Linked DNA regions of Homo sapiens: region 1 is linked to region 2. A link is an interaction called in ENCODE POLR2A ChIA-PET data of the cell type or tissue named here. Cell type or tissue: PC-3. All regions are shown on one strand. Links, peaks and the distances in the headings refer to the core of each region. The heading gives the core; the rest is flanking DNA.

Region 1 (3,864 bases), core at 431-2,930, 330 kb before region 2:
CATTCAAGGTCAGGGGCGCCCGCTTCCATCCTGAGCCTCCCACTGGAGGCCTGCGCCTGCCCAGGGACCTCCTGCCATTCTCTTGTAAGGCTGGAACACACACACACACACACACACACACACACACACACACACCAGTCCCGGGTGTGAGCTCAGGAAAGAACCTCCTTCCAGTGGAGACTCAGGCTGGACTAGGAAGGATAGGGCAGGCTGGGATCCTGGCCTTGTCACTTACCCTTCTCTCTGTAAGCTCGGCCGCTGCTAGGAGTCGCCTCTCTTTTCTTCCTTCTTTTCCCTGTCTTCCCTTCCTCTTTTATCTCTTCTTTCTTTTTTTCTTCTTTCCTTTGCTCCTTCCTGCTTTCTTTTCTTCCGTTGGTCTTTTTTTCATCTTCCGTCTCTGCCAGATTCTATCTCACCTCCTTATCTCCTTCCCAAAGCATCCTTGGGGAGGGGCCCAGAGCTGGCTTCAGGAGAGCCTAGGGGGTCTCACTTTCCTCTGCGGCTCAAGTAGAGGTTGGGAAGTCTGCCGAGGAAGGGCCCGCGTGGGGCGGCTGCCGAGGGCGGTGGGTTTGGGCCTGGTGTGTTACTCTGCAGACAAGGCCTCGGTTATGATCACGACCGGATGGCGGCAGCCTTGCGTTTCTTCGCCTGTCGCTAACGGCTGACTAGGAGATCTGATTAGGGGACATTCGCTGCAGCTTTGTGTGCCCATATCGAGGGCAGGGAGGCCTTCGCCAGCCTCACTGGGGACTGGAGCTGAGGCCCAACCAGCCTCGCTGGAGCCTGGCCATTCGCTGGGAAGCTCTTAGCTGGCTCTTCCCGGCCTGCCGGTCACAGCTTGGGGTTTGACCGCATTGAGGGAGACTGGCTAGGGCAAAGCTTGACTGCTTGCTTACTAGTGGCTTCCATTAGGTACAAAATATGTTCCATACAGCACCTTTGTGCAGCTGGGTGCTGGAGAAGGGGACCCTTCCAAGAGCCAGTATGTTTTAAATGGGCAAAAAGAATCCCAAATTCCAGAGCCATTGATATAAACTTGAGTCATCGTTCCAAATTGTAGTCTACAGATGGGAGCCAGTCTGACCATTTTCCCTACAGAAAACAGAAAACAAACTATCTCTCCCTACTCCCAACACACACAGTTACAGATTCGTGCCCACAAAGCTGTTTCCTTTCCCTGCCTGGACTGGAGGCCCAGGAACTCTTTCGTTGCACAGCCACCGACCTGCTGTCTGAAAGGACCACACACCCCATTCCCTTCAACTCCTCCCTGCCATTTTCTGGACCAGGGCATTGGATTTATTTCAGAGATCACAGTTTCAGAAATCTCAGTCGAGAAGGGGCCGCTTTAAATTATACTCATTTATTATTTCTTTATGCATACGCAATCTCTTTCACTTCGAAAATAAAAGCAGACAAAAAAGTCAGACTATTCTGGCTCCAAACCTTTGGGCTGAAGGAAGACAATATTTGGTTTTCTGATTTTTCTCCGCTTTCTAGGCACCAGTAACATCTGCTTAACACTCAACGCCTGCTAATTGTTCAGTAACTCTCTTATTTTGGGGCTAAGGCTGTTTAAAGGAACAGCTTTTTTACTTAAAAAATACTGAAATAATCAGTGTCTTCTCAGGCATAAAACGTGGAAAAGGCATCCAGACATGCCCAGCCCATTTGCAGACACTTAAAATTGGGAGCCAGGGTTTCCTCCAGGGTTAATTTTTTAAATGAAAATCTCAGAGGCCTGGCGGACTGCGGGGTATTTAGGACACGGTGGACTGTGGTGGGGGTGGGCATGACCTAGAGGAATTTATGGGGCAAGGAAAATATTAGGGGGAGGGAGATGAGGCGGACAGGACGGGGCCATTTCGGAGTTCATTGTGTCGGCCACTTCCCTCTTCCAGGCGCGGGTGCAGGAAGGGGCACCCAGTCGGTATCCGCGCGGCTTGGCAGCCTCGCTGGTATTTGGGAGTCCCAGCCGGAAGTGTGTCAGGGTGTTTGAGGGGGGGATTACTGGAACTGCTGGTGAGGATGAAGGCAAAAGAGAGAGAGAGAGATGGAAGCGCCCGAGGCCGCCAGCCTCGCCGCCAGGGAAGTGGGCTAATGAAAAACACACTGTTGCAGGCACAGTATCCACACGTGAATTTGATTACCCCTGTTCTAGGAGTCGCTGCTTTCTGTTAGGAATTGGGGGCAGGGGGAGTTTCCTTCCAATTAACGGAGTGGCGGCGACCTTTTAATTTACCCCCAACGGGTGAGAAATAAACTTCCCCAACGTGGCCAGGCCCAGGAATGGGACTGGAGTCGATGCCCTTTTACCCCTCCCCGTTCTAATTTCCAGCCCTGGCCTTGAGCTGTGGCTGCCTCTCTTTGGGCCTTGTACCTCTCCGCCGAGTCTCCGGGCCCCGTAGGTAACCAAGGCGAGGCCCGGAGTAGCAGCTGGAAAGGGAGGAAGGAGCCCTGAAAGGCTCACGCGGCCCCGGGACAGGCCACATCGGTGCGGGCCTCCCAGGTTCCGGAGCTGCGGGGTCTCTTAGGCGAGGCTGCCTTTTCCCAAACCGAACTTGCCTTCCATTCATGCCACTTGTAGTTTTTTCCCCAGCTGGGATTCACGGAGCGCAACCAGGCTTGCAGCGCTCATGGTTAGAGCCTCTGAGGCTGGAGCACAGGGCTGGGTCGCCAGCCGCCTGCGCCTGGGAATCCTGATTGCCAGCTGATGAGAAAGGCGGGCTGGGCGCGCGTGTGCGTGGGGTCGAGGGCCGGGGACCGAGCGCGCCGCACAACCAACCAGGCCCTCAAAACCTTCGCCCTGGTGGCGGCTGGCCGCTCCCTCCTGGCCAGCTCCTCCGTGGGGTCCTCGTAGCAAAGGCGAATTTAAGGGTTGCCCGGGCGCCCCTCGCTCCAGGCGGGTAGCTGTGGGGACCTACACCCGCGGTACTCCCTGAGCGGCCGGTCCCTGCCTGGAGTGCCCTGGTAGGGCCGGCGGCGGCTCCGTTTGGGACGGATCCTGCGTTGAATTTGACTTTTCGAGGGCGGCCGCGGGTAAACTCGCCTCTCCCGGGGACCGCAGGGATTATTTACAGGGAGCTCGCCAACCAAACACAACAGTCTAACCTTTCCAAGTCCTCGTAAATTTTTACAGCTGGGAGCCACGGCGAGGCAAACGAATCTGTTGGTCGTTTCCGACTTCCCGCCAGCCTGTGTGGCTTCTGAAACAATAACTCCTTATGAAATATCATAAATATAGATTTAAATACAGTAGAGCGACAATGCGATTTGGCTGCTTTTTTATGGCTTCAATTATTGTCTAATTTTATGTGAGGGGCTCCGCTGGCCGCACTCGCACGCGGGACCCGCGCCTTCTTGATGGCGTGATTAATTGTGATATAAAATAGTCCGCTTAAGAAGTGTGTGTATGGGGGGGGAGACGGGAGAGTACAGAGACAAGGCTAGATTTGATCTTTTAATCGTCGTTGGCCACAATTAAAACAAACCCCATCGTAGAGCGGCACGATCCCTTTACATAAAAACATATGGCTTTTGCTATAAAAATTATGACTGCAAAACATCGGACCATTAATAGCGTGCGGAGTGATTTACGCGTTATTGTTCTGCTGGACGGGCACGTGACGCGCACGGCCAATGGGGGCGCGGGCGCCGGCAACTTATTAGGTGACTGTACTTCCCCCCCGGTGCCACCAAGTTGTTACATGAAATCTGCAGTTTCATAATTTCCGTGGGTCGGGCCGGGCGGGCCAGGCGCTGGGCACGGTGATGGCCACCACTGGGGCCCTGGGCAACTACTACGTGGACTCGTTCCTGCTGGGCGCCGACGCCGCGGATGAGCTGAGCGTTGGCCGCTATGCG
Region 2 (3,864 bases), core at 641-3,140:
TAGGGAGGAGTCCCTCTTTTTCTGTTGTTTGGAATAGTTTCAGAAGGAATGGTACCAGATCCTCTTTGTACCTCTGGTAGAATTCGGCTGTGAATCCGTCTGGTCCTGGGCCTTTTTTGGTTGGTAGGCTGTTAATTACTGCCTCAATTTCAGAACTTGTTATGGGTCTATTCAGAGATTTGACTTCTTCCTGGTTTAGCCTTGGGAGGGTGTATGCGTCCAGGAATTCATCCATTTCTTTTAGATTTTCTAGTTTATTTGCATAGAGGTGTTTATAGTATTTTCTGATGGTAGTTTGTATTTCTGTGGGATCAGTTGTGATATCCCCTTCATCATTTTTTATTGAGTCTATTTGATTCTTCTCTCTTTTCTTCTTTATTAGTCTGGTTAGTGGTCTATCTATTTTCTTGATCTTTTCAAAACACCAGCTCCTGAATTCATTGATTTTTTGAAGGGTTTTTTTGTGTCTCTATCTCCTTCAGTTCTGCTCTGATCTTAGTTATTTCTTGTCTTCTGCTAGCTTTTGAATTTGTTTGCTCTTGCTTCTCTAGTTCTTTTAGATGTGATGTTAGGTTGTCAATTTTAGATCTTTTCTGCTTTCTCTTATGGTGATTTAGTGCTATAAATTTCCTCTAAACACTGCTTTAGCTGTGTCCCAGAGATTCTGGTACATTGTGTCTTTGTTCTCATTGGTTTCAAAGAACTTATTTATTTCTGCCTTAATTTCGTTATTTACCCAGTAGTGATTCAGGAGCAGGTTGTTCAGTTTCCATGTAGTTGTGCGGTGTTGAGTGAGTTTCTTAATCCTGAGTTCTAATTTACTTGCACTGTGGTCTGAGATACTGTTATGATTTCTGTTCTTTTGCATTTGCTGAGGAGTGTTTTACTTCCAATTATGTGGTCAATTTTAGAATAAGTGCAATGTGGTGCTGAGAAGAATGTATATTCTGTTGATTTGGGGTGGAGAGTTCTGTAGATGTCTGTTAGGTCTGCTTGGTCCAGTGCTGAGCTCAAGTCCTGAATATCCTTGTTAATTTTCTGTCTCGTTGATCTAATATTGACCGGTATCATTGTGTGGGAGTCTAAGTCTCTTTGTGGGTCTCTGAGAACCTGCTTTATGAATCTGGGTGCTCCTGTATTGGGTGCATATATATTTAGGATAGTTAGCTCTTCTTGTTGCATTGATGTCTTTACCATTATGTAATGCCCTTCTTTGTCTCTTTTGATCTTTGTTGTTTTAATGTCTGTTTTATCAGAGACTAGGATTGCAACCCCTGCTTTTTATTGCTTTCCATTTGCTTGGTAAATATTCCTCCATCCCTTTATTTTGACCCTTTGTATGTCTTTGCACGTCAGATGGGTCTCCTGAATACAGCACACCTATGGGTGTTGACTCTTTATCCAATCTGCCAGTCTGTGTCTTTTTTTTTTTTTTTTGAGACGGAGTCTTGCTCTTTGTCACCCAGGCTGGGGTGCAGTGGCGCGATCTCAGCTCACTGCAAGCTCTGCCTCCTGGGTTCACTCCATTCTCCTGCCTCAGCCTCCTGAGTAGCTGGGACTACAGGTGCCTGCCACCACTCCTGGCTAATTTTTTTTTGTGTTTTTAGTAGAGATGGGTTTCACCGTGTTAGCCAGGATGGTCTCGATCCCCTGACCTTGTGATCCGCCCGCCTCACAGTTTGTGTCTTTTAATTCCTAGTTACAGATTTTTGACCCTCTGCATACTTTTTTGGTGCTGGGGTGGTAGGGAGTCTAGAGTTATCTGACACACTGCTCAGCTTCTCTCTTGGTTGCAATGCTCATGGAGAAGGCTTCTTTGGGAGCTAGTTCGCTTGCTTAGAGAATGAGAGAGTGGAGTTTGGGATTTAGCCCGAATACACAAGCCTTTACTGCCAGCTGCTTTTGAGGATGGACCCAAGGGTTCTAGCTGCTTTGATTACAGTTCTTTAATGAGTTCTTCATCATCCTGTATCTTTGCTTGTAGCATCTCTGAGTCTTCTCTTTGTGAAAACTAGCACTTATTCTCCTTGGTATCCTCCTGGGCTTAGGTGTCCTCTGCTGTGTCTTCATTACTCCAGTCTCATCTGCTTTCCAGTTGCAAGGAATTACTCAAAAATTTTGGTCCACTTTCTTTACCTTTTCTTGATTACCAGTTTTATTAAAGCTTTCTTCTTTTTTTCTTTTTTAGAGATGGGGTCTTGCTGTGTTGCTCAGGCTGGCCTTGAACTCCTAGGCTCAAGTGATCCTCCTGCCTCAGCTGAGACTACAGGCATGCACCAGCATGCCTGGCTCAAGGCTTTATTCTTTAAAAACAAACAAAAGGAATTTCAAGGAAACTTTAGGAGGAAAGGTTGATGCTTAGTCTATGCTTCCTTTTTAATGACACCAAGAGGCTGCTGTATCCTAAAACTTTTTCATAACTAGTCTATTAGAATCATTGGAAGAAGTAGCTCCCTGGCTACCAGTCAAAGGTAGTCCAAATAAGTATGTCAGTCAAGCCTTAGATATAGTCACTTAGAGTGAATACTAGATTTCTAGAAGAACCAAGATGCTATAAGCAATAGAAAGGAACTGTTCTTTCCTGTAAAAGGACTACAGTGTTGTTTTGGGTAAAAGGTATGCATATCTAATAGTTGGAAACCTTACCAACTTTATTCAGTTGCAGAAATGTGTGGCATTGACCATAAATACTCTAAGAGGTTAAAGAAGGAAGAAGCTATTGCCAACTGGTGTCAGTGGTTAGATGTTTTATGGAAGAAGTTGGAGTTTGAACTAGAATTTAGTAAGGGTGGATAGAAATTTAATTAGTAGAGAATGGAAGGAAGAATACTTTCTACATAAGTTAAGGGAATGAGGGACAAGGGGAAACGGAGCTGGAAATGACCATAGTTTGATGAACTGTGGAAAGACTAACATGACTGAGAAAGGTTGGAGAATGGGAGATGAGGATTGACAAGGGTGGCATGTGAAAAGTTTTGGCTCTGGCTTCAGGTATTTATTTTAGAGTGACTAAGGTATGGGATAGGACATACCTTAGTCACTCTAAAAATGAAACATAGTAGTTAAGAACATACTGCCTGGGTTCAAATACTTCATTGCCTGTCTCTGTGACCTCCAGCAAATTTCTTAACTTTTCAGAGTCTTCTCATCTGTCAAATTAAGGATAATAATAGTATCTATAACCTATGGTTATTCTTAGGATTGAGTAGGATAAGGTATATAAAAAGTTTAGAATACTTCCTGACCCATAGTAAAGACATATTAAATGTGAGTTACTATTGTTATCCAGTCAATTTTAGGGATTATCTTAAATAAATTTTCCTTTTTGTGTTAGACACAACTGTTTGTGAGTGTTGTCTAACTTCTATACTATATAGCTCATATGTTTTACTGGCTAAGATGAATTTTGTAGGATTTGCAGTTGGAAGTTTTAGGGATTCCATATACACAATCATTTTTTCAACAGGGTATTCTGTGTTGAAAACTGTTAGTGGTTAAATTTGCTATAGCAAATATATCATGCCTTTTTCTTGAACCCTTGTACTTCTTTGTGCCTTGGCTTCTTTCTTTTGAGTAATGAGCATGTAAGAATAAAGAAATTTTATACCTGGAAAAATTTTATACATAGGCATCATGAGCCTTGGGAAGGAGTCACTGTGTTTGATACATGAGCTTGATAGCTAGTGACTAAAAATTTACAAACTTTTAAGAACATTTGAATGAGTTTGGACTGCATTAGAAGATCACTTATGAAGCTATATATGAAAATAAGTGGGGAAAAAATGGTCCCAAATTATTAGGAAACAAGGCTGCCAATCAAAACCTCATAATTCTCATTCAAGAACTGAATGGTATAATGCTAAA

What was found. Peaks named below come from ENCODE experiments on the same cell type or tissue, not always from the same donor. Only the 100,000 strongest peaks of a DNase experiment are listed, where the experiment ranks them.
Region 1: POLR2A ChIA-PET joins it to region 2 with 7 read pairs; 5 of 35 experiments call an interaction of 5 or more read pairs at or near these places.

What each region holds. Positions count from the first base shown.
Region 1 is chr7:27,165,365-27,169,228 of GRCh38, reverse strand. The region is part of intron 1 of HOXA10-HOXA9 (HOXA10-HOXA9 readthrough); the gene reads left to right. HOXA9 (homeobox A9) reads left to right here and starts at 3,692. Exons shown (of 2, transcript NM_152739.4): 1 at 3,692-3,864. The coding sequence starts at 3,772. HOXA10-AS (HOXA10 antisense RNA) reads right to left here and starts at 330. Exons shown (of 3, transcript NR_046609.1): 1 at 236-330. RefSeq lists enhancers at 1-54, 55-645, 1,835-2,553, 3,402-3,864. In PC-3, for the core only: a CTCF peak has its summit at 630; DNase peaks (open chromatin) are centred at 658, 1,058 and 1,958; H3K4me3 peaks cover 2,500 bases; H3K27ac peaks cover 2,500 bases.
Region 2 is chr7:26,830,971-26,834,834 of GRCh38, reverse strand. All of the region lies in intron 4 of SKAP2 (src kinase associated phosphoprotein 2), which reads left to right. All of the region lies in intron 2 of LOC124901606 (a long non-coding RNA gene), which reads right to left. Among named protein-coding and RNA genes, the nearest start is that of SKAP2, 32 kb to the left of the region's middle. In PC-3, for the core only: no CTCF peak of the experiment used is centred there; no DNase peak of the experiment used is centred there.